Regions from separate parts of the Mus musculus genome. Here all the other regions are linked to region 4. Evidence: chromatin loops called from intact Hi-C (ENCODE). Cell type or tissue: left cerebral cortex. All regions are shown on one strand.

Region 1 (5,000 bases), 120 kb after region 4:
ACAGACACACAGAGAGAGAGGGAGAGGGAAAAGAGATTGATTTTGCATGAAGACATATGTGTGATTTTGGCACTTGCAAAGACAAGGCTCTAGGCAAGGACTGAATTTTTGTCAGATTAGTTTTTCCATTCAGCGAATATGGGTTAACTTCTCTCCGATCTTAGTCCTTTTGAAGACAGTTGTGTAAGAAGAGATACATATAGAGAATTGCTGGATTGTCCGATAATGGGCACAGGAAGGACCCAACTCTCCTGTGGTAGAGGTGGAGGGCATTGAAACATGCCACTGAAACAGTAGGAACATGCTGGGCCAGAGGGAGGAAGGGCTGTTGAGGCAAAGAGGATGGGCAGTCAGGGGAAATGATGCGAGAACAAGCAAGGTGCATTTAGGAAAGAACGACAGGGGGCTGACTTGTAGGGGACATGATGGAGAATGGTGGGTAGAGTCTTGGAGGAAGATAGAAGGCTAAGGATCTTACTTCCTGGATACAGGGAGCTTGAACTTGCTGGGAAGCCTCTTTGTATGAACCATTCTTGTCTCTAGAGGGATTAGACATCTTGGGTATTCAAGAAATGCTTGCTGAATTAGTGGCAGGCAGACAGGTGAGTGGTTTGTTTGTTGGGCAACAAGTACACTCACACCCAGCTTTCCTTTGGGTTTTCTCTTCTACAGAAAAGACAATCATCAAGAAGCCAATACAGAGAGATGCGAGTGGGGCAGGGGACTTCATCTTCCTGTTAGATTTAAAGGCTGCCTCTTTTTATGTGGCAATTCCATGAGTTGGAGAGAAGATTTGAGGGTAGCATGAGAATGAGGAATGCTGTATATGTTTATTCATTCCTCCCCCCCCCCCCAGTCTTGGTATGTCTATGGAGTCCTGGCTATTTTGGAGCTCATGATGTAGAGCACGTTGTCCTCAAATTCACAAAAACCTGCCAGCCTCTGCCTCAGGATGGCTGTGACTAAAGGCACGTACCATTATGCCCACCCAGCTCCTATGCACTTTTGACAGTTGTTCTATTGAAGGCGCGTGAATGTTCACAAAATCAGAATTAAACACTGTGGCGTTAAAGTTTTGTGATCATTGTCTTCCCTCAGTTGTACTGTTGCAAGGATTCTAAACTCAGTGTAATTCCTGGTTTTTAGGTATTTAGAGGCCATGAGAATGGATGTCAGCGGAAACAAACTCAGAGAATGCCCAAACTGATATAAAGGAAAGGAAAAGTACTATTTGGTAATAAAGTTAGTCTAAGTAATATTCTCTGGGGCTGGGTTCCCTTGGAGTTGAGAGGGTACATGGTAGCCTTCCCGTAAGTTCTGGACTTTTAAGTTGGCTCCAAACCCCTTAAGGTCAGGTCACTTCTCCAAGAGTTCTGGTGGACGTTTCTTTTGTGTTCAAATTAGTGATCGCTAGTGGACTATTCTGGTCACCGCTGACTGGAGAACAGAAAGAATTTAGGACTGTGGTAAGGAATATTAAAGAATTCTTTCAACGGCTCAAGTTTGGCCACTTATTAATGTCCAGTAGGGATCAAGTTAAATCTTCTCCCCCAAACCAACCATATTTACCCCAGGGAGGTTTTCCAAATCAAGATAGTGGGAGTGGACCTGGGGTACTCCAACTGAGGACATCAGAGGGGTGAAACACTTGGGCAAGTTCCTTCTGCCCCACGACTTGCTATCTAGAGATGTTCCTGAAATTCATTTATGGCAGGACGGAGGCCACTTTTCCGGGGGAACTGTCTGAGTGGGTTGGGAGTAGGGGAAATGGGAAGCGAGATTCTCCGGCGGCTGGCAGTTTGGGGAGGAACGCTTCGCGGCACTCATCAGGGGCGCGAGAACAGTGGCCTTGAAGACCCAGACGGCCAGCGGTGAACGCAGGACACCTAGGCAACTTCCGGGTTTGGAAACGCTCCACCCAGCTCTGGACAGACTACCAGGTCTCCAGGCGCATGCGCCGCCGCTCTGGGACCGACCCAAGTCACCCCAAACAACTAATTGGGCCCCCGGCCCGCTTGGGGCGTACCATTTGTCTCAGCTGGGGGGTGGAGGCAAAGCTCCCCCACAGGACTCTGAAACCCGCTCTCCTTCCTCAGCCAGGAGCGCAGGCTAGCTCTCGTAAAAGTCCTGGGAAGATGGAGGGCTGAGAGGCGGCTCGCACGAGGAACTCGGGAGGAGCACGCACCGCCCAGCCTCCGAGGCTCTGAACAAAGTGGCACGCCCGGATCCCAGCTGATCCGTCGGGCTCCGGCGGCGGCGGTGGCTCCCCCGGGCGAGACCATCGCGCCGCCTCGGGAGGGGTGTCCGCCTCGGGGAGGGGGCGGAGCGGCCATTGTCCGGTCAGCGCAGTCTACGGGGCGGGGGAGGGGATTACGGAGCGAGCGGGGGCCCGGGGCGTCACAGCCGGCCGCTGCGACTCCACTGCCGGCGGGGGCTACGGGTTCCTCCCCACCCAGCCCCGGACCCGCCAGCGCCGCCGCACGGGACAGCGCCGTGGCTGGGGGGCGGCGGAGAGAGCCGCCAAGGCCGCCAGATCTCCCCGGCTCGCACGGCCCAGCCCCTCCTCCGCAGCTCCCCTCCCTCTCCTCGCCGCGCCCCCCCCCTCCGCAGGCCGAGTGGTGCGGCCCGCCTCCAGCTGACCCGCCTGGAATCCCGGCTCGGAGCTCCGGACTCGCGCCCGCCTGCGCGCCCGCTCCCTCCCCCTCCCCCCGCCCCGCGCCCCCCGCCGCTGCCGCCGCCGCCTCCGCTTCCTCCGAGGGGGGCTCAGGCCCAGCCGCCGTCGCCTCCGAGCTCCGCCGCCGCCGCCGCCGAGCACCATGGGAGACGCCGGGAGCGAGCGCAGCAAAGCGCCCAGCCTGCCGCCTCGCTGTCCCTGCGGCTTCTGGGGGTAAGTGTGGGGGCAGGGGCGCGGGCTCGGGCCTCGGGGTGGCGGTGGGGACCCGAGGGAGGCCAGAGCCCCGGGAAGCTGGGCCGCGGAAGCCGGGCCTCGGGGGAGCGGGCGGGGACCGCGGCCTCGGCCTGAGGAGGGCTGCGGGAAGGGGACGCTGGTGGGGGGGGGGGGAGGAGGAAGAAGAGGAGGAATAGGAATAAGAGGAGCAGGAGGACCAGGACCGCTCGGGCCGCGCTACCCTCTGTGGGACTCGCTGGCCCGAGGCCGGCTTGGGGTGAGGGGCCACGGGTGAGCCGGAGGGACGAGGTGGCGGCGCTGGCACTTCTGACGGGGCAGGGTTGCCCCTTTTCCTTTTCCCTTGGCCTGTGGAGGCCAGTCCGCCTCCCCCTCATCTTGGTATGAGTTGGTGCCCAGCCATCAGGAGGGTATTTCCTCTGACTTTTTCACCTCCCCTCCTCCCTGCTGCTCCCCGGGAGATTTGCATCATCACTTCCTAAATTATATCTCAGTCCCCATTTGCTTTTAGGAAGCTGTTCACACGTCATACGTTTGAACAGATCCAGGGTCCAGAATTTGGGCTTGGGGTGTAAAGTTAAAAGGCATTGTTGAGGGTCTTACTTTTTAATCTAAAACATGTTTCAGGGAGTCTGTAAAATTACTCTGTCCAAAAAAACCCCTCCTCCACCACCACCACCACCACTACCACCACCACCACCACTATCACCATCATCACCACCATCATCATAACCACCAGCAACAACAAACAACAACAAGGAATCCCCCAAACAGATAAACACCCCTACCCAACTAAACCGAACCGAAAACAGAAACTTCTCAACAGAACCTCCAGCCAGCCTAGCTTGTGGAATGTGAGAGTTGCCTTCCTTCCTTGGCTCTCAAATTCTCTTTCCCTATTAAAAATTTTCTTTTTAAATGTTCACTACACAGAGTATAGAATTCCATGCCTCATTAGGGTGAGTTGGGGGAAGTTACAAATAGATTAGATAGATAGATGGGACCCCCCCACTCCTACCAGCAGTTATAGTTGGTCCTTGGAACACTTTGGGTTTTCTAGATTGTCACCTAACAAGCAATGGTCACAGCTCATGACTAGTTCTGTGTAAGGTTACTGGAGAGTTACAGCAGCTTTTGAGAGTCAGGCTTTTTATCCTTTTTAAAGATTGTGTTGGGATGTATATGAACGAAATTGGCTGTTTCTAGTGAAGATACCCTGGGAAGTAGCTATTTTATACTCCAGGAATGGTTGATAAAGAAATTAAAGACATGCTTAGGAGTGAAGAAGAGTAGAAAGTGCAGTGTAATGCAGATCTCTGGAAGGTTTCAAGTGTATCCTTTCAAAAAATTCTTCAGAGGAGGATAGGGATCTAGGACAAGTTGTAGCCTTAGCAGAAATTCCAAAGATGTAACAGTGTTTTAGCCGTAGAGTCTTCTTTGAATTTTAATTTGATTTAAAACATTTTAAAAGTTTATTTTGAACTTTATTATGAAAAAAAAAGTTGGAAAAAAACCACACATCAAAATTAACCAGCTCCAAAGACTTTACAGTGAGAGTTGTTGGAGTTATTGGCTTGTCTGTGAAGTGCTGAAGTGTTGGATGGATAGTCCAATTCTCCTAGGGATCTGACAGGGTTAGCTAGTACTGGATGGGAGGCATGCAGATGATGGGATGGCTAACTTGCTCCTCCTTGTAGGGAGTGCAGGGTGTGGTGGGCGAGTGCTCCAGAGAGCCTAGTGTCATCACATTTATGACATCACTTTGGAAAAATGTAGTGTCACAAGCCCTAAATTGTAACTTACTGTGGGACATGTGGCCTTAGAAAGTAGCTCCCAGTGCCCACCTCAGTGATTGCGCAGTGTGGAGAGGTCTGCTTCCTGGCAACCTGCTCTTATGTCCTTGGGACCATTAGTGAATAGAGTGAAGGCAATCCCTGCTTTCACCAAGGCTTAGAAGCTGGAGAAGTGGATGAAGGAAGCCCCTGCTTTCAGCCAGCAGATTTTGAGTCAGGCTACGAGACTTTGGTGGGAGCAGACAGCGGAAGTCTTGACCCACAGCACCCAGGCTTCCTTCATTTCTACTTTCAGTCTGTCC
Region 2 (5,000 bases), 220 kb after region 4:
TAGGAATAAAAGAAAGACGGTAAAAAGTTCCGACTTTCTGTTTTAGGCTGTTAATTTCGGCATACATTTGTCTAAAACAGTTGGTATTCATTAGGTAAAAGATAACTGCAAGGTCACATGTTACCACAGAGGTTCTGACCAGCTCCACTTTACACCCAACAGCTTATGATTATTATCTCAGACCCCTGAAAAGAGTGTGGACCTAGAAGTTACGCTATCCTCAGATAAAATCTGCAACTTAACAGCTAGTTACCTTTTGCTACTGGAATTGGGAGTGAGAGCGCTGCTGTCTTGCTTACAATAAGATTTGGCTGTTTTATGGTTATTTGGGGGATAGACTTAAATATCATTATCTGTGTGCTGTCTGTATATGTATACGTTATATATAAGAACCATAAGGATTGGTACATTGCTATGTGACTTTTAAGAGGTAATTCCACTTTGAAGTTCTAAGTGATCAATGGAGGCTGTAACAACAGCATAAGATCAGAAACCTGTTCTTTTTTTTTTTTTTTTTCCTTTTTGGTTTTTGACTGTCCTGGAACTCACTCTGTAGACCAGGCTGGCCTCCAACGCAGAAGTCTGCCTGCCTCTGCCTCCCAAGTGCTGGGATTAAAGGCGTGCGCCACCACTGCCCAACCAGAAACCTGTTTTTATTTTTATGTGGCTTTTACCTTATAGCCTTGGTCAGGTCAGTTCTCTGCATTAAAAAAAGGGGAAGTCGCCCACATTGCTGCCTGAGATATCTTAGTAGTGTGTGACTGTCATCGTCATAGAATGGTTCTTTCATAGATCAAGAAGCTGATAGACTGTGATACTTTAGTAGAAGTTGAAAGAATGAAATTGAAAAAATAAAATTGAAGAAAAGCAGCAAGTCAGAGAGTGGATCAGGAAAACCACAATCATGTTAACATTGGTTTACAATTGGGATAAGAGATGGTCATGACTGTCAGAGCTGGCACCCACCCCTTTCTTAAAGCATGTGTAAGACCTTACTTTCTGAGGTTTGCCCTTCCAGCTGTGAGGCAGTGCATGTTGTCTACTCTGACCTCTGACCTTGGTATTGCTACTTTTGTGTTCATTCTGACCCCAACAGCTTATTTTTCCCTGCCCTAACCACATTTTTGTGCCTTCATTTTACCCCAACACGTTTCTTGTTCCATCATTCAATGCTAAACAACTGTGGTAAATTAGGTTGATGTTTTACTAAGAGCTTTGTTGAGAGAGAATCCACATTCCTTAAAATGAATTCACCCCTATCACCAGCATCTTAGCTCAGAAGACTCCCACATCCATGTGGGTGGCCATGGATGATACACATTGTATGTTAAGTCACAGTCAGTGTGGAGCCCTAGCCACTTGTCTGCACAAGGTAATTAGTAACTGATGGCGGAAGTGTGAGCACCATACATAGTAAGAGGATAGAGGAGTGTGGCCAGTGTTCCCCGAGCTTTGCTGCTCAACTCAGTAACCAGGGCAGATCGAGGCGGGTGGGGCTGTGGGGGTGGGGTGTGTTTGACTGGAGTGTCCCCTTTTGTGATCAGGACTCAGTGGGGAGGGGACTACCTGAACTTGTTTCTGAGGTTTGGTTGCTAGCCCAAATACACAGAAAGTAAAATTTGTTTCACACTTCTTCATATGTGAACAGTAAGTTGTTTTTTTTTTTTTTTCTAAGACCTTTAAAAATGCTTTGCATGATTATCTCACCTCCTGTGTGAACACACAGACATTTTCTGTGGGTTTTCTGCAAGAGTAGAAAGTACTTTTAATTGCTAAGCCAACGATTGTCCCCTTGACTACATTTTTAAGGTATTTGTTTTTTAACAGGTGTGGATTTGTGAGTAGGGCATTTTTGTTTAGAGTAACAATAGGAGCCAGGCATGGTGATCCTTGCCTTTAATTTCAGCAGCTTGGAGACAGAAGCGGATAGATCTCTGAGTTCATGGTCAGCCTGGTCTAGACAGTGAGAGACCTTGTCTAAAAAAGAAACAAGGAAAAAAAAAAAAAGAAAAAAGAAAAAAAAATAAAAAACTGGTAGAAAATTTTTGCTTTTCTCCAATTTTGTTTTATGAATTAAAAATAATCTGAACATTATTTTCTTTTTCACAGTCAGTAAAACAATCATTTTTATATCAATAATCTTTTTCATGTCCATAAATATGTAATTAAAATGTAAGTAGATACTTGTTTTAGGGTTTTATTGATGTGAAGAGACACCATGACCAAGGCAACTCTAACAGGAAAACATTTAATTGGGGCTGCCTTATAGGTTCAGAAGTTCAGTCCATTATCTTCTTGGCAGGAACATGGCAGCATCCAGGCAGGCATGGTGCAGGAGGAGCTGAGAGTTCTACGTCTCAATCCACAGGCAGCAGAAGGAGACTGTGCGCCACACTAGGCACAGCTTGAGAATAGGAGACCTCAAAGCCTCCTCAGTGACGCACTTCCTCCAACAAGGCCACACCTCCTAATAGTGCTACTATTGGGCCAAGAATTCAATACATCCACTTATGGGGGCCATACCTATTCAAAGCACCACAGTACTGTAAATAATGGTTTGGGATTATGTGGAATAGACCTTCATGTCACTCTTGTTCAAAAGTAAATTTAACCAATTTTTCTCAGTTAAAAAAATACATAGTTGTATATCATAAGTCATTCCGATTTTTGGTGAAAGTATAAGATTTTAAAATGTGGAAGACAAGATCATAAAGTTTGACATTTGTGTCTAGCACTTGGAGGTACATTCTGTAGTAGTCCGCATCCAGCAGCCTTAACTTCCACCTGCACTGTATTTGGGCAGTGGAGCTTAGGGCTTGGTGTTGCTGCTTGCAGCCCAAGCATGCCCATCCCTATCGAAAGTTCATCTTTCAAGACTTGGATGGAAGAATTTGGTAAAACACTAAAACAGCCAGATTTAATATTCTGATATGCTTTTTGCTCCGAAGAAATCTCTCATTTTGTTTTAATAGTGATTTTTAATCTTTACATAATGAATTTTAGGATCCAAAAATCTTTAACCTGAAAGTTAAAGACCCTTGAAACAAAGTAAGGGGTGTGATGGATGCAAGAGACTTGGCCACCCTCTAGTGGCCATGGGGCCATATTCCACGTCACCTGTCACTGGGGAGGGAGATGAAGTTACTCTGTACTAGAGTCCAGACCCTAGAGTGGCAGGGATGGAGGCAGAGTGAGAGTCCTAGAATGTCTGCTTCTCTTACCTTGGTTGATGGTTATTTCACTTCTACTTTCGCAGATTTTAAAATTTTATTCAATTAAACTTTGTATTTCTTGAGACAGAAAAATAAGGTGCAAGCAAGCTCATATAGTGTTTGCCAGTATGTATTGGGCACTGTTAAACACATTACACATAATCCTTAAAGTATGGATTACATACTTTGGATTGCATGGACCTATGTGCATTACGTTCATCCAACCCCGCTGGTGTTTTCAGAGAGTAGTAGTTATTCTCTACATTTCTGTGGCCTGCCATTTTCCATGTATTAACACGCTTTTCCTCTGTCTGGCTCACTGACGCTCTTCTCCTTTAATGAATGTCTCAGACATAACCTTCTGGTGGACTGCTCATCGCCCAGTGAGCCTTAGTGTAAACGGATTCTGCGTTTCTATTTCAAACCTTCTTAAATACAGTACTTAATGCTCTCTACTATATAGTGTTGCCTCCTTCCTGCCTTTGCTGTTTCAGTGTTTACAGAAAGCATCTAAGCACTTTCTTGAAACAGTGTATTAGGAGCTCTGCCTGCCTCGGGGGCGGTTGTTTATCGTCTGGCTGATGTTATTTCTTTGTTTCTTTGACTTGTTCATATATTAACATGAATGACTTCGGTAGAAGAGCTTGGATATTTTTAAAATTGCATTGCTTAGTTGGCAAGTACCATACATTATTTGATTTAATCTTCTTTTTATCAATATAGTGACTAGACCAAGACTGACAATATGAACTTAACTTTGATGTCTGTAGGAATGTGGAGAAGTCCATCCTAATCCATTTAATATTACTTTGGTACCTTAGATGCTTAGTTAGCTGTATAGTTTCTGTTTTAAACGAAGCACCTATTAATTAAACACTTATGAAAACGTGCCTAGCCTCATTACTAATCACGGAAATGTGAGCTGAAACAGAACTTTGATAATGTCACACTGTTATATTGACAGAAGTTAAACTGTCTGGTAGTAGCAGAACTGAGTGGGCTCTGCTGCTAGGGTGAGAATTGATGAGTCCTCCCATGAGCAGTGTGATAGGGTTTGGTAAGGGAACACTGGTTTTGTTTGGCCTAGTGTTTCTAACTGCATACCTCAGAAATGCTCACACACATAAGACCAGTGTAAGAGTATTCATGGAAGTAGGACTTTTATTAATGAAAAAGTTGGGAATAAATGAACTCCATTTCAGAAACATGGCTGAAACGTATCTGAATGATGGGTATGTAATGTGTCATAGTTTAGAAACATGTAAAATCATGCTATTTGTGGCTGCCCATCCATGGATGCTTAATATAAGAGATAGGTATGAGCAGACATTAAAATGCAGGTCTTGAAGCAGGATTTCAGAATAGTAGTTATGCTGAGATAAGAAGGGGGTTGGCCTGAAGGAGCGGACACAGAGCCTTAGGCTGACCTGCAGGCTGACTGCTTATATATAAACTCAGAAGCAGATAGAGTGAGGCACTGAGACTGACACACAGCTGGGTGGTAGGTGCAGATGCAGTGCTATCCACTGTACACCTTTTAAAGAGTACCCAATGGAGTGACTGGGTGTGTGTTGTGACAAAGCTAGCCATAAAGGTGGCCATTGGCAATGTACAGAACAGAGAGTGGTAACTGGAAAGCCAAAGGCAGTGCTTTAAAACTTAGGCTTTACACTCAAATCCTAGCTGTGCACTTCCTAGCTACTGGCTTTGAGCCTTAGTGAGCTTATCCTTGAAATAGTAATAGTAACCTAGGGATGTGTCAGGAGATGTGAGAAGGGAAAAAGGCAT
Region 3 (5,000 bases), 620 kb after region 4:
CAGTGTTTGCCTTTCAAAGCAAACAAATGTTCTGTCTGCCCAGTTAGTGGATGAGATGGGGCAGAGGGAGTGGAGGCTGACCAGACACACACATCCATGCACTGCTAGTGTGGCGAGGAGAGAACGCCCCATAAATAGAAACACTTCTCTCCTCATTTGCTGTACCTGTCCCCTAGATCTACAGCCCTGTGAAGGTACTATAATCTAATGAGAATGGGTGGGGGGATGTCACAGCCAATGACAGCAGGGAGGAGGGGAGACGGAATAGATGGAGGCAATAAAAGAGATTCAAGTGCTTTACCCCAACAAATGCTACAGTTTTAGTACACATCTAATGAGGCTCCCACAGAAGACTAGCTAATATGAACAACATTCTCCATATACCAAAGAAGGCCTACATGCTCAGAGCAGAGACGAGATCATAGCATCTCCTGTCTCTCCGCTTACAACACTACCACCCTGGCAACCTTACTCAAAAATACATGCCTGCTCTCAGTGACCCGTACTTATAAATTTGTGTATATGCTACTCTCAACTGATGAGTGCAGAAACCCTGACATCTATCAGTGTTACAAGCTCGGGACTGAGTACAGTGTAGAGCACAAAGCAGGTGCTAATTTGCTGAATGAGTAAGCAGTGAACGAACGAACGAACGATCGAACGAACGAACGAAGACAATTTTCTTTCCTGGGCTAGTGAAGCATGCCTAAATCCCTGTTCTGAGTAAAAACAGAGCCCCTCTAGTGAGGTATTTATCATCACCGAAGGCCTCTAATGTAACCCCTGAGACTAGAAGACAGACTGGCAAATGTTCTGCAACACCCCTTCCTTTTTCTGCGACATACTTGACACATAATAATTTCTTGCTCTAAGAAAATGGGAATAAGGAGGGAAAGGAAACAGTAGTTATTCAAACAAGCAACGGGCATCAAAGGGAAGCATTGGTAGAGAATCAAGTGCCTGCTACAAGAAGCAAGACCTGTCTCATCAGGGGTGCGATCACTAATTCAACTGTCCCAACCTAGCCCACCACAGTCTGCCTAAATTCAACATTTGATTTCAAAGAGTTTCTAAAGGATTAGAAACATATGTAGCATTCTGTAGCATTGGGATTCTTTAGCATTAGCCCACTTTCCTGAGCAGGATATAAAAGTAAAAAGTATTTCAAAACACTGACAGGGGTGACTGATATTTAAAAATTAAAATTTTATTTTCATAAAGCATCAATATAACACTTAACTGCAGTATCAATTCACATAACACACACAAACACACACGGGGGGGAGAGAGAGAGAGAGAAAGAGAGAGAGAGAAGTCGTTATCAATGCAAAGTTCTTACAAGTGACACAGTGAGGTTTGGTCTGAGGATAAAGATGCACACAGATAAACTGCAAGTCGCTTTTCTTCAGCTCCAGCTGAGGGTTAAGGTAGGAGGAGCTGGTGTTAGTAAAACTTTGGTGCACATAGAACAGCACCACACACACACCACTCCTGGCAAGGGTTCAGAAAGGTCAGTCACTTCCTTCCACTCATCATCACTGAAGTGATAACTGTGGTGTGAGGCTGGCGCTTCCTTACTGCCAGGAGACGCAACCACCACCATGCCAGGCGGACGCTGCCAGGGTTACCCCGCACAGGCAGAGGCATGGCAGACCTAGTGTTATGTTATGTGTTTTCTCAGAACCAAAAATATACAAAACCTGCTGTAAACATTCAAAAATGAGCAAGCCATTAGTTATTAGTTATTAAGATACTGTTTGTGGCAGGCTCAGGACAGTACAGGGAAGCACTCACAGGCTTGGCTGCTAGGAAAAGGCACAGTGGCATCTTAATAAAAGCCAATGTGCCAAAGATGCCAACCTTCTCTGAAGATCAAACAACAGCTCAGATTCTCAAAGGGTGATTAAAAAAAAAAAAGTCTGCTCTGTAGAAAACAAGCAGCCTTCCTGCTCAATAACTATCAAGCTCACAGGGTGCGGTTCTCCCGTTCAGTAACTATCGAGCTCACAGAGTACGGCTCCTGCTCCTTTTTGGTGAGGGCAGCATGCTCAGTGAGGCACAGATTCACCACAGCAAGGGTGTGAACTGAAGCCAGGGTTGGGGTGAGCGCCATCTGCAGCACAGCACAGGTTCCACAATGCCGACTGACTGACCTAAGTCTCAGAAAGAGGTGTAGGTCAAATCTCCCATGCCTTGATTGATAAAATACCACTTTTTTCAATTTAACAGATGAAATCTGCCATCCATACAAAGCATTAAAAACCTTCAACATGAACCTCAAATTTCAGTTTCCTACAGAAAACAAGCCCTAAAAAAGTAGAGCTGTTTGCCAGCTCAGGGAGTCTGCCACCACTCAGACCCTCTTAACGACTGCTCTGCTCAGATGGACAGTGAATGTTCAAGGCAATGCAGACTTCATCTCTCACCGTCAGTCAGCGCCTTACACCATGAACCTGCACTGGGTACAGAGTGGCCGCCTAGCACAGTGTCACGGTCTGAGTGCTGTCTGACAATCCTAAGACTTAGAACCCACACTCTATGCCTCTAAAAGCTTGTAATTTTACTCTGAGGGAAACCAAAGCAACACAAAAGACACTAAACAACAAAGGTGACATATGTACAAATACACAAATTAACTAACACAAGAAAAATTAAACCCTTACACACTAAGGAAGTATTTGCAGAGTGAAGTACCCACAGGAAGTTCATTTAGAACATTGTTTAAGCAGTCAATAAATGATTCTGAAGGGAATCAAAGCATCCTTGGATAGTCAAGTAAGGTCTAATTCTTAGATTTATCTTAAACTGCTGTTAGAACAAACACCTAAGCTGACGAACGATTTATGAAGCAATGCAGGAGACATGTTAAAATGCTTGTCCTCATTGCCGGGCATGGTGGCACACGCCTTTAATCCCAGCCCTTGGGAGGCAGAGGCAGGCGGATTTCTGAGTTTGAGGCCAGCCTGGTCTACAAAGTGAGTTCCAGGACAGCCAGGGCTATACAGAGAAACCCTGTCTCAAAAAACTAAAATGCTCGTCGTCTTTAAAGCTTTCTAACTGATGCTGATCCTGAGGCCCCTCCCTCCTCTCATTCCCACCCTCTCTTAGGGCACCTTTGCTCCATCAGCTTTCTGGTCTGGAGCCAACGTACTGCGGTGGTCTGACTTGAGAATGGCCTCCATGGGTGCATGTTATCTGAATGTTTGGTTCTCAGTTGGTAGACCTTCTTGATTAGGGGGTGTGGCCTTGTGGGAGGAAGCTTGACACCGAGGCTGGGCTTTGGGCTTTCCCATGCAGAACTGAGTTCGTGCATGCATGCATGCATGTGCCTCATGCTTGTGGGAAAAGAGGTGAGCTCTCAGCTCCTGCTCCTCTAGAACCATGCCTGGCTGCAGCTTCTCATGGGCTTACCCTCTGAAGCTTTCTTCTCTAAGTGGTATTTGGCCGAATGTTTGCTACAGCAACTGAACAGCAACTACGACATGGACTAAAACAAAAGCAGAGCACAAAATGACCCTGTCAAAGTCAGGTCCACGGAGGAGACTTTTAGAAAGGAAGAAAGGGAGGGAGGGAGGGAGGGAGGGAGGGAGGGAGGGAGGGGGAAAGAAAAGGAAAAGGGGAGGGGAGGAGAGGGGATGAGTGCCCAAGGGAAAGCCTGGTTCTAAAACTGGAGACCCCGACTGAAGGCAGGTCTCTCCCTCTGCCTGGAGACCCCGACTGAAGGCAGGCCTCTCCCTCTGCCTGGAGACCCCGACTGAAGGCAGGCCTCTCCCTCTGCCTGGAGACCCACCTGAAGGCAGGTCTCTCCCTCTGCCTGGAGTTTTGAGGGAGAAAGCACAGCTGGAATCATGAGAATCTGCTCAGGAGTCACGTTCCTATTGCCTCTAATGACACACAAATGCGCTGTGCTGCCACCTAGGCCAAATGCTTACACTCATACGCTGCTGATTTTTCAATCTGCTGCAACCATTATAACCTGAGTCAGTCATGACTTTATCACCATCATCATCTCCTCTTCCTCCTCCTCCTCCTCCTCTTTCTTCCCATAACAGGTCCCTCTCATTCCACAAGCAGCCCTGAGACATGGAATCTTCACTCAATTTCTTGTCCCTGTTATTTTAATCCATTCAAAACTCCTGTGGGTAAAAGAGCAACTGCCAGACGAGACACTTTAGTTCCTCTTTGGGGAAATAAAATTGATTTTCTTCGTTTTCACAGAAGAGGATCCCTGGGTAACAATATTGTGTCCAGTCAACGCCCATAATAAAAACGTAGGCAATATTTTTTACTATCCTAGTGACTAAAGGGTTCTGTGAAGTTCTTGTTCTACGTTAACCATGAGTTCAGAGGTGTCTCCTGACCAGGGGACATGCTCACCCACTCACTCCATGTCAGTCACAGCTAAAAGTTAAGATGGATGCCATCTGGCATGGGGGGCTGTGTGGGTGCTGATGAACAGGGGCCAGCTCCGCATTCTCCCTGTTTGCACCCACCATTTCTCTTCTCTCCACACCTCACTAAGGAGCCCATTTTCTGCCTTTGGCCTGTCTCTCGCCTTAGAAATTACCCAAGGGCACTTCTCCCGAGGGAAAGTAAATCTGAGTGACCCTCGGGGTACCTCAGCCACCTTTTCCAGCTCCCAGGCTCACTCCTGTCTCGCAGGACTAGAGGATGTTTAGATTATGCTTTGACCTAAAGAAGAATATAAACTATCAGCAGAGTAACCTTTCAATGTTCTCTAAAACAGCCTCACCTGGAGGCTGTCAAACAGCAGGGTCCGCTGGTCCTGAGCTGGGAAGGTGTGAGCGAAAAGCCTGCCAGCCGAGCGAGCCCTGCCCAGGCATCACCACCCTCCTACCCGGGAAAGGCCCAAGTATGCCAACACGGACCCGAGCAACCAGGGCTCCTGCTGGCTCTGGGAACCACCAGGAAGCCTTCAGAGCAATCTTCCCTCTCTCCAGCCAGAACTGCTTTCTCTGTGTAGACACCAGTGAGTGCAA
Region 4 (5,000 bases):
TGTCTTGGTGAATACCAAGCTTAGGATACACCTGAGAATCTCGCGAAGCATTGTCAGCCTGCCCTAACCCTAGCTCTTCACATACTCAAACGATCTCATTGGCATTCCTACAGGGTGCCGGGTACCAGACTGGGGCTGGATGCTGTGGTGGATGGCCAGGGTGGACATCTCCATCCCTGTATACTTCCACACTCCCACTCATCTGCTTCATCTGCTTTGGGGTTCAGAGAAATGGGTGGGGTAGAACACATCCTGGCTCTTTACCACACTCCTTAGTTCCAATCCTGCTGAGGTGTCACCAAGCTTTTGTAACCTTGCAAGGGACACTGTCCACCCACCCTAGCTCCTGTTTCTCCCGATTCCCATTCACCTCTAAAAAAGATGTCCCACTCAGCAATCCCCTCTACAACCCAGCTTTGCCTGGAGCCAAGCTATCTAAGTTCAGGAGCAAAGAGTGCCCCTGAAGAACGAGGGGCGAGCAGACCCAGTATATCTACCCTTCCTGACTTGTAACAAGAGCATCAGGGACCCCAGCATATGAGAGATGGGACAGAGAAGCTTGAAAATGAGGGTCTACATAGACCATAGTTCTTGTTCCCTAACCTCTGTCCTCGTTGTTGGGGCTCCTAAGTAAACCCAGAGAGGACTCTTTAAATGTACATCAGGCCACCCAGATGAAGATGGAGAAACCCAAGCCAGAGAGCATGAGATAGTGTCATCAGACCAGCCCAAGGACGCAGGAGAAAGGTGCCGTTGACAGACCCGCACCTCAGGAGGGTGTGTGAGCAAGTTACAGTAGCCACTTGAAGGTGGCAGTGACTGAGCTGCTGATATCTTTAGTGATTCCGGAGAACAGGAACTCTGAGGCCTCTGGTGTCTTCCCCTGCCTTGTTTTATAGCCCCCCACCCCCAATACATAAAGCTCAGCCTCTTGCAGCATCCCTCCCGCCTGCCTTTTCTGGCCTATGCCAGGGGCCAGGCAGTAAGAGACACACAAACTAATTAAGAAGCAGAGTTTGGCTGGATGCCTGGGCTGGCCTCACCAGGGAATTAAGCCCAAGCTGTTAGAGCCCAGGAGCGTATACTTTCCAGATACCCCCTCCCCGGGACGCTCCTTCCTTCTGCCTGGCACAGTGAGAGACCCAAGACCTGAAGCTAGTAGCCAGGGGATATGGCTTCTGTCACCCACACTGTCTGGGTCCAACACCCTCCACTCTCAAAGAGAATAATTAGATTCTTAGCCCCAGAGAAAGCAGGAGAATCCTGCCCACCCCAGCCACACATCATTAGAAAGTAACTACAAAGCCCACCCTGCGGTGAGCAGAACGCAAAGTCAGGGCCATGGGCTCTGGGGACTGACTGACTTTCTGTGCTGTGCACGTCGGGAGGATGACCCTGGGTAGTATTGAACCAAGGAGTCTTCGGTGAGGAAACCCGCGGCATGGAGTGGAGAAAAGGTGATCAGAATACTCCATGGCGCGACTGAGCTTGTCTTGGGCATCCAAGAGCAGAGCTGCGTGGCGGGAGGCAGGGTTTAGACACGTAGCCGGATGGGTGCGAGCCGTGTGTGCGTTTCCTGAGGACTGTGGCTGAATGTGTCTGTGTGTGCGAGCAGGCAGAAGGAAGCTGGGGCTGGGGTTCTGTGGTTGGGAACCAGCGACAGGAAGAGCTGGCTCAGGAGAGGTCTGAAAAGGGATGCCGAGAACAGTCGGCGCCTGGGCTAAGGGATGCCCAACAGCTCAGACCGCCAAGAAGCTAGAAGAGGCGATCGAGCCGCGGCCACTGCCCGGAAGGCGAGCCAGCCTCAGGGCCGCGGTGCTGGAGAGCTTCTCGCCCGCCAGCCGCGCACAACTCCGGATCGCTCATCGCCCGCTTCCACTCGGGAGGCTGAGCCGAGGGAGGAAAAGGATTCCGTGGGAACAGCTGCCCCAGCCCAGAGCTTGGGCTCTTCCCGGGTCTCCTGAGCTCACTGTATTATTCTCCCAAGACTTCCGGATCTCTCTAACCCCTGGAAAGATTTCGGAAAGCCGAGACCTTACCCCGGCATCCCCAGCCTCACACCAATAGCCTAGGACCGCTTCTTGGGCTCGGGAGCAGCCTGCTCGGTCTCCCGGCGCCCAGGCGAGGGCGGAGACGCGGCCATCAGTGCATCCACCAAGCCCCGGCAGCGCGCACTTTGAGCAAGATCTTGTAAAGTTTCCGGGCGGCTCCGCCAGGGTAGAGCGGGACGCTGGCTCTTACCATAGACTCCTTGTCCCCGACAGTGGAAGGGGATAAGCGCCAGAAGTAGAAGACAGGTCACCTCCATCTTCACGGCCAGTGCTTCATCCCCGCGAGGCGGCGCAGCCTGAGAGGCGGCGGGGGGCGCATCCGCCGGGGCACCGCTTTGCCCTCTGCGTTCCCTCCTTTTCCCTGAGTCGCGACGGAGAGGGCGGCGACCGAGACTAGGAGTCTGAGCAAGCCGCGACTCGGCTCTGTCCTCTTCCCACAGGGCGGCTGCCCGGGTGGAGACGCAGGGGGCGCTGCCCCAGACCTTGAAGCCTCTGCGCACCGGGCGCAGCAGCCAGCTCCCTGGCCCAGAAAGCTCGGCCACCGAGCAGTCCTAGGTCCCCAGGGCTGTCCACCGAGGGTGCTGAACGCGGGGGGACCTCTCTGCTGCGGCGGCCGCGCTCCGATCCAACAGGCCACCGATGCCTGACAAACTTGTCTTTTCCCCGCCCAGGGGACGCCCCTCCGCGGAGCCAGGCCAGGAGGCCCGGACTCTGCTTTGGTTAATCCGCTGGCTCCAGTCCTGCAGTAGGTGTGGAGGGCTCCGCAGCCCGACCCAAGGGAGCCGGGCTGGGCGCCCTTCCCGGAGGCGAGGGCGCCGGGTCCCGGTCCTCTGGAGCGCTGGAGCAGCGAGGACTAGGTTCGGCAGCGGGGCGAGCGCTCCGGGTCCCCGAGTCCGCGAAGTTAGCCGAGCCGCCGCCGAGGAATCCGGGGGAGGCGATCGCGTCCCGGCGCCCCCGCGGGAATCCAGAGAACGGTTCCAAAGCAAGAGGGACCGCAGCCAGCAAGGGAAAGAGGAAAGTTTGAGTCCTTTGAAAATAATTCGCGCTCTTGCGGAGGCCCGGGCTCAGGAGCTGCTGGCCGCCTCCTCTCTCCCCGCTCCTCTCCCGCCGTCTGGCCGCCGCCGTGGCATTCCCGGGCTCCGCGATCTCGGGAGAGCGGGGCTGCGCCGCGCCCCAAGTTGGGCGTCCCCGCCCCCCTCCCGGCGGCCTGGGCCCGAGAGGGCCCCAGCGGGCGGGGCCGGGCGGGCTCCGGGGCACCGCGGCCACTCCGGCTCCGGGGCCGCGGGAGCGCTCCGCTCGCTCCCTAACTTGGGCTTCGCTGTGCTGCTTTCTGGTCCCTCCGAGCTTTTCATTCCGCGCTTCCTCCACCTCCCCATCACCACCACCCCGCCTCCCGCTCTCCCTCCTCCCTTCTTCCCTCCTCCCATCTCCGCGATCGGTCTCTCGCTCTCCCACCCTTTGTCGCTCGCTCGCTCTCCTGTTTGATTCCCCTCCAGTTAAAAAAAGGGGAGCCAATTAAAGGCAGCCCAGCTCGCCCGGCCCAGCCTCTGTCCAATTTCCTTGCTTCCCCCAGGACCAATTAGAGAAAACAAAACAGGGCTGGGGGAAGCAGTCTCTCTCTCTCTCTCTCTCTCTCTCTCTCTCTCTCTCTCTCTCTCTCTCTCTCTCTTTCCCCGCCCCCCCCATCTCTCTCTCCCTATCTCCGCCTCCCCCACCAGCCCCCTGGCAGAAAAATGTCAGAAAGCAGCAATGGATCCATCTATCCCGAGGACAGTAGCGGGAACGTGGGTTCGGCGCGGGCTCTGCAGCCGCGCACTCGCACACGCTCTCCGCCCTCCCTTGCACAGCCCAGGCTGGCAAAGCCCTGGCCGGGTGCAAACGCTCGCCGCACGCTCGCCGGGCAAGCACCGGCGGCTGGTTGCTGGGACGCAAGCCTGCAGGGCACTGGACACTTAATGAATGTTTTGCACTTTGGAGAAGGTGATACTGGAGCCTAGGATCGGAGGGAAAGGCCAAGGCGTCTGCTTCTCCTAGACCAGAGCTGGCGCGAGAGGCGGTTGCCTGCTGTCGCTCTGCAGGGATGTTGGCTCGGCTTGGGAATCCCGCCACCTCCACCACCACTACCCGCCCCTGGCAGAGCCCCAGCCCCTTTCCAAGCTGCCTCGGCCTCTCCCCGGGTCGGGCGCCGGGGACGCTGCCAGAGGCACTGAGGAGGAGGACGCGCTTGCAGCTTGCAGTGTCCTAGCTGAGGCCCACAGGTTGCCAACAGGTTTGCCAGCAAGACCCCAGTGCCAGAGCTCCACAGGGACACCCAGGGTCCCCTTCAGCCCGCTTCTCTCAAATCCTGCCTACCCGTGAGACCTCAGGCGTGGCCAAGTGCCCTAGGGGTGCTCGCGCTTCCTGCAGCCAAGCCGGGAAGCCTGTCTCCCCCCACTTCGAGACTCCGTCACCTTAACCCGGCCCTCCCCGAAGCTGTGACCAAGATGTAGTTCCTTCCAGACGCCCTTGGGGAGGGGCGTGGGCTGGGCAGAGAGGCGCACGACCTCCCTGGCGCCTCCGATAGCGTCCTCCCTCCAACCCGGTCCTGCTAATCTTACCTGCTCCACCTGTCGCCGTTATTTATCTCGGCGTGAGCGCAGGGATTGTACTAGAGCGGCCCGTGGGAGCGCGGACAGCACAGCCGCAGCAGCTAACAAGCTCGGAGGTTAGATCCTGTTCAGGATCTGCTGCAATGGTGGGTCCATGACCTCAGGCATCTGTCCAAACTCAAAGACCTGTTTCTGATCACCCAAAGAGTTGATTCTCTTGCATGTAAATCAGCGCATGAATTAAAAATATTAATTATAAATCCCTCCCTCTCCAAGCCCACTCCCACCGGGATGTTTCTCCTCTGACCCTCCTGGGCAAACATAACCTGTTAAGGAGGAGTGGAAAGCACAAGGTGTTGCC
Region 5 (5,000 bases), 89 kb after region 4:
ACATCCAGGGTTGGCCATTATTAGCAAAGCCGCTGAAAATACCCATGTATCTGTTGTCTGAGGAATCCATTAACATTATTTTCAGACACATACTTGACTTTTAAACGCAACAGCAGAGCACTTTCCACCTCTTCCTGTGGACTGCTCCATGCTGGGCTGAGATTACTCCATAGCTTGTGGGAGAAGAGAGCAGCCTCAGGCCTCGCCTCTGGCCCCCTGCTGATCCTCGGCGTCCCCAACCACAGCCTTGCGTCTCCATGTTGAGGTCCCTGTCTGGAAGCTGCAGCAGAGGATACAGAGAGGTTTGGGTTTTGTCTTTTTTTTTTTTTTTTTTTTTTAAATACTGCTAGGCTATTTCGAGGGTTAGAACTGATTATCCTGACAGAATTGGGATCAGCTATGAGTTGGGCCCCTGGGCACACCTGTAGGGAATTATCTTGGTTTTATGAATCGATATAGAAAGAGCTATCTTCATTTCGAGAGGGACCCTTCCCTGGGTAGGGAGTCTTGGACTGTGACATTAGGGATTCGGAAGAGCTGAGCACACATGCATCCGGCACTTGCTTCTAGCTGCTGATGCTTTGTGGTCAAGATGCTTCAGGCTCTTGATGTCCAGACTTGCCCACCATGATGGGCTGTGACCAGGAAGGGTGAGCTCCCTATCACTGGAACAGGAGAAGAAATGAAGAAGCTGGCATTTTAGATGTGAAACCGTTTATCCTGCAGATTGAAGACTCGGCCTTGGGAAGGCTGGTGGCTCTGAGTCCAAACTGTGGTTCCTCTGCCTGCCCGTTCTTTGGGCTTCAGCAGTTGAAGCTCTCTGAGGCTACATTTCCTTACCTCGGAATCTGGGAAGAGTACAGCTTACCTCGGGGGCACTGTCAGAATAGCCTAACAGACATAAATCACACAGCATAGCATGCCACACCTGCAACCGTGTTGGTTTTTCCTTGTTTGTTTTCTGCCCAAGGTCGCACAGCTAGCAAGCAGAGACACTCTGGAAACAGCTTTTGAAAGGAGGGGTTCAGGGGGAAAATACAAACCACATTACTCAGTGCCAGATTAGGGTCTGTGACAATGACTTTGCGTCTCTATACCCGTGCCACATCCTCGTACTTAACATACAGCTGGACAACAATCAATGTGTGTTCAATGAGTGAGTACAAGAAGGAACAGACACGCAGAAGGGCTCCCACCCAAAACTGCCTTTAGGAACCTTGTTTCAGAAGACTCAGTGGATCAGAGACTCTAGTGGTTAAAGGGGCTTGCTGCCAACCCTCATGACCGGAGTTCAATACTCAGGGTCCACATGGTGGAAGGAGAGAACCAATTCTCAGGGTCCACATGGTGGAAGGAGAGAACCAATTCTCATATGTTCTCTAACCTACACACACATACACACATACACACACACACACACACACACACACAAATGCAAAACAACTGGACAAACAAGCAAGACCCCAAACTTATTTCAGGCTGACATCCAGGTATAATTCCCTGGGATGGAGAAGCTTGCCAATAACCCCCCAGTGGGTGTTATTTTCTGGGATGGAAAAGGTGTTATCTGCCTCATATCTGATGAAACAGGTCACAGATTGGCATCAGGGAGCAGGGAGAAGGTAACTGGCCACCTTGAGTACAAGCTGGTCCTAGTGACTTGTGCCTAAAGGAGATCTGGGGTGGATGTGGAATAACAGACAGGAGCTGTTGCCAGAATGTACACCTCAGGCCCCTGCCACCTCCCTTCCTCTGTTGCCAGGAAAGCCCAAGTTTGTGGGGACTGCCTTGAAACCAGGCCAGGAAACAGTCTGGAGTTTCTTCCTGCCTCCTGGAGACGGGGTTTCTTCTGCAGCTCTCTCCTGTCTGGGGGTGACTCATCAGTTGTGGTGTCCTCCATAGCAGAAGAGGGTTCCAGAGAAGAGGGGCCGCCCGGGGCATATCCATCTGCTGAACAGCCAGTGCTGGCAGTAAGGCCTCTGGGCTGTTTCAATTGTGACCACAGGGGGGCGAGAGGGAGCCAGGCCCAGCGGCCCGGCCATCTGGATGTTCCTAAGCTGGGAAGAGCCCTGGACTAAGCCTGCGGAGGCGGTGCTGATGCTTCTTGGGCCTCCCAGGAGCTCTGGGCCTCCACTAAATCTGAAATAAACTCTGCCTAAAATCAGGACTAGAATCTCTCATTTACAGAGAGATTCCTAAATCAGGGGAGCGTACTTGCTCGATCTATCTACTATTGATCTCCTGAAAGCCTTAAGTCAGCTTCTTCCCTTATCATCAGGTCAGTCAGGGACTGAAGACTGTAGCTACGGTGATTAAGGCTTTGCCTAGCATGCACGAAGCCCAGGGTTCCAGCCCAAGCACTAGCTAAGCTGGGTGCGGTTAGTACACATGCTTGGATATGCTCACAACCTGCATTTTATATGTACATATATTTGAGGCAGGGGTATCTTTTTTATTTATTTATTTATTTATTTGATTACTCGGACTTTGTTTTGCTTTCTTGTTTGTTTGTTTGTTTAGATGGATTCAAATAGCCCAGGCTGGCCTCCATGGGCTTTGTGCCTGGGGGTGGCTTTGAACTTCTCATCCTCCTACTTTGACTTCCTCAGTGCTGGGGTTACAGGTGTGTGCCACCATACCTGATTTAAGGGATGCTGAAATGTGCTAGGCAGGCTTGCTAACCTTGCTTGTGTCTGTCCCTCACCTGGATCATAGCCCACGGTCATATCAGAGCTGTCCCCATGTGAGGTCAGAGGTCGACACAGGCTCTCCACAGCCTTTGGTGCTTCGCCTTGACTTGTCAATAATCTCCATCACACCTCAAAGTAGATGATACTGAGCCTCAGAGATATCGATCGAAGAATCCAAAGCCACACAGCTAGAAGAGTGTGGTGTGTGCTCCAGAGAACATAGCCCCTCCATTTCCCACACCCAGTAAGACCCCCGCTCCCACCTCCCATCACAGCCATCTGCTTGCAGCAAGCAACTTGACCTCTGTCCCCCACCCCTCCTTCAGACTGGGGGACTTCCCAGGGAGAACAGAGTCTTGCCTAATTGCAAAGGCTTAAGCGTACAAGCCTTTGCTTGAAAGTGATTGAGGCTTAACTCCAGGAACCAAGTCCAGCACGATTTACTCTGAGTATCTGTTAATCCCTCTGCCTGGCCTAGAGAGTGCTACCTGGAGTGATACCCAAGGCTATGTGTGAACATGTCCGTCCCCCCACCCCCAGCTCCTCTCCTCCTTGACCTCTGCACTCCCACCCCCAAGCCCAGTCCCTTTCTGGGACTGCAATATGTGTTCACCAAGACTGTCTCGAGGGCTGGTGAGATGGCTCAGTGGGTTAGAGCACCCGACTGCTCTTCCGAAGGTCCAGAGTTCAAATCCCAGCAACCACATGGTGGCTCACAACCATCCGTAACGAGATCTGACTCCCTCTTCTGGAGTGTCTGAAGACAGCTACAATGTACTTACATATAATAAATAAATAAATCTTTAAAAAAAAAAAAAAAAAAATCCAAAATTTAAAAAAAAAAAAAAAAAAAAGACTGTCTCGAAAGAAGGAACACCAGTCCAGATGTCACGGCTGACACCTTGGGATTTGACGGCCTCTCAAACTCTCTCAGGAGTCTCCATCACTTAGGGCCTGGCTCAGACTGTGTTGCGCTTGACCTCAGGGTTCCCTTTATCTGCAGCTCCAACGGTGTTCTAACTTACCTGATAGATCCTTGTCCTTCTGATTTGGGGTTCTCAGAAGGGAGTTTTGCTGATGCTCTGGGCTCTGGTGCCCACTCTGCAGAGACACCTCAAGCGGCTCCCTGGTATTCTCTATGGCGAAGGCTGCTCCTGTTGCCTGTCTTCTTTTTACTTTTATTTATTTTTGAGACAGAATGACTATGTAGCCCAGGCTGAGCTCCAACTTGTGTCAATCCTCCTGACTCAGCATTCCAATCCTGGCTTGGGTTGCAAGTATGGGTTACTGTATCTCATCTGTGGCAGCTCTTCTGCAACAACCGAATCTATGATTCTCTGATGCTCATCTCTGCACATGGCCATGTAGAATGTGTGTGTGTTGTATACATATGTGTACATGTCTACCTATGTTTTCCAGTACATGCATGTCTGGAGACCAGAGCTCTACCTCTGGTATCGCTATTGGTTTCCACACCTTTTGTGGGGATACGTTCTTGTTGGTTTATTTTGAGACAGTGCTGCTCTGTGTAGTTCTGGCTGCCTTGAAACTCACTCTGTAGACCAGGTTGGCCTTGAACTCACAAAGCTCTGCCTTTCTTTGCTTCTCAAATGCTGGCAATAAAGGCATGTGTCACCACCTTGGGCTCCACATTAGCTTCTTAATTTATTTTTTATTTCACGTGCACTGGTGTTTTGTCTACATGTGTATCTGTGTGAGGGTGTCAGATCTTCCTAGAAATGGAGTTCCAAATAGTTTTGAGCCACCATGTGGGTGCTGGAATTTCAACTCAGGACCTCTGGAAGAGCAGCCAGTGCTCTTAATCACTGAGCCATCTCTTCACCATTACCATCATCACCCTGTTAGTTTTTTTTTTAAAGATTTATTTATTTATTATATGTAAGTACACTGTAGCTGTCTTCAGACACTCCAGAAGAGGGAGTCAGTTCTCGTTACAGATGGTTGTGAGCCACCATGTGGTTGCTGGCATTTGAACTCCAGACCTTTGGAAGAGCAGTCAGGTGCGCTTACCCACTGAGCCATCTCACCAGGCCCCTGTTAGTTTTAAGGTACAGTTTTTACTGGATCTGCCTGAATGGCTGGTGGCTGGCCCTGGGATTACAGGCTTGTCGACATGCCTGGCTTTTACGTGGATGCTAGGGATCCAGACTCAGCTCTCCGTGCTTGCCACAGCATCATTTCAGCCCCTGAGCCGAATCCCCAACCTTGTGCCTCTTTTATTCAGCCACCTGGTCTACATGTATGATGGGTGGAGCCTTAGCCATTATTTTGGACACAGAACAAGGACAT

What was found. Hi-C counts contacts between places; a loop is a spot of excess contacts. Peaks named below come from ENCODE experiments on the same cell type or tissue, not always from the same donor. Only the 100,000 strongest peaks of a DNase experiment are listed, where the experiment ranks them.
Region 1: a loop joins it to region 4, with 2.6 times the contacts of the local background. A loop is called at or near these places in 2 of 42 quality-filtered maps.
Region 2: it touches region 4 in a loop (4-fold over the local background); 8 of 42 quality-filtered maps call a loop at or near these places.
Region 3: a loop joins it to region 4, with 2.5 times the contacts of the local background. A loop is called at or near these places in 2 of 42 quality-filtered maps.
Region 5: a loop joins it to region 4, with 2.5 times the contacts of the local background. A loop is called at or near these places in 3 of 42 quality-filtered maps.

The regions. Positions count from the first base shown.
Region 1 is chr17:30,002,422-30,007,421 of GRCm38, forward strand. It overlaps Zfand3 (zinc finger, AN1-type domain 3), which reads left to right and starts at 2,618. Exons shown (of 6, transcript NM_001356265.1): 1 at 2,618-2,887. The coding sequence starts at 2,817. In left cerebral cortex, no CTCF peak of the experiment used is centred here; DNase peaks (open chromatin) are centred at 1,987, 2,211, 2,582 and 3,307; H3K4me3 peaks cover 3,522 bases; H3K27ac peaks cover 2,287 bases.
Region 2 is chr17:30,102,469-30,107,468 of GRCm38, forward strand. All of the region lies in intron 2 of Zfand3 (zinc finger, AN1-type domain 3), which reads left to right. Among named protein-coding and RNA genes, the nearest start is that of Zfand3, 100 kb to the left of the region's middle. In left cerebral cortex, a CTCF peak has its summit at 3,083 (motif pointing left); a DNase peak (open chromatin) is centred at 1,312.
Region 3 is chr17:30,508,288-30,513,287 of GRCm38, forward strand. The region is part of intron 6 of Btbd9 (BTB (POZ) domain containing 9); the gene reads right to left. Among named protein-coding and RNA genes, the nearest start is that of Btbd9, 65 kb to the right of the region's middle. In left cerebral cortex, CTCF peaks have their summits at 2,116 (motif pointing left) and 3,931; DNase peaks (open chromatin) are centred at 2,094 and 4,458.
Region 4 is chr17:29,885,206-29,890,205 of GRCm38, forward strand. It overlaps Mdga1 (MAM domain containing glycosylphosphatidylinositol anchor 1), which reads right to left and starts at 3,373. Exons shown (of 17, transcript NM_001368423.1): 1 at 2,242-3,373. The coding sequence starts at 2,308. It overlaps Gm41559 (a long non-coding RNA gene), which reads left to right and starts at 4,696. Exons shown (of 3, transcript XR_003952341.1): 1 at 4,696-4,785. In left cerebral cortex, a CTCF peak has its summit at 2,524; DNase peaks (open chromatin) are centred at 1,090, 1,653, 1,875, 2,169 and 5 more places; H3K4me3 peaks cover 4,662 bases; H3K27ac peaks cover 2,171 bases.
Region 5 is chr17:29,973,940-29,978,939 of GRCm38, forward strand. No RefSeq gene overlaps it. Among named protein-coding and RNA genes, the nearest start is that of Zfand3, 29 kb to the right of the region's middle. In left cerebral cortex, a CTCF peak has its summit at 2,005 (motif pointing right); DNase peaks (open chromatin) are centred at 2,019 and 2,982; H3K27ac peaks cover 235 bases.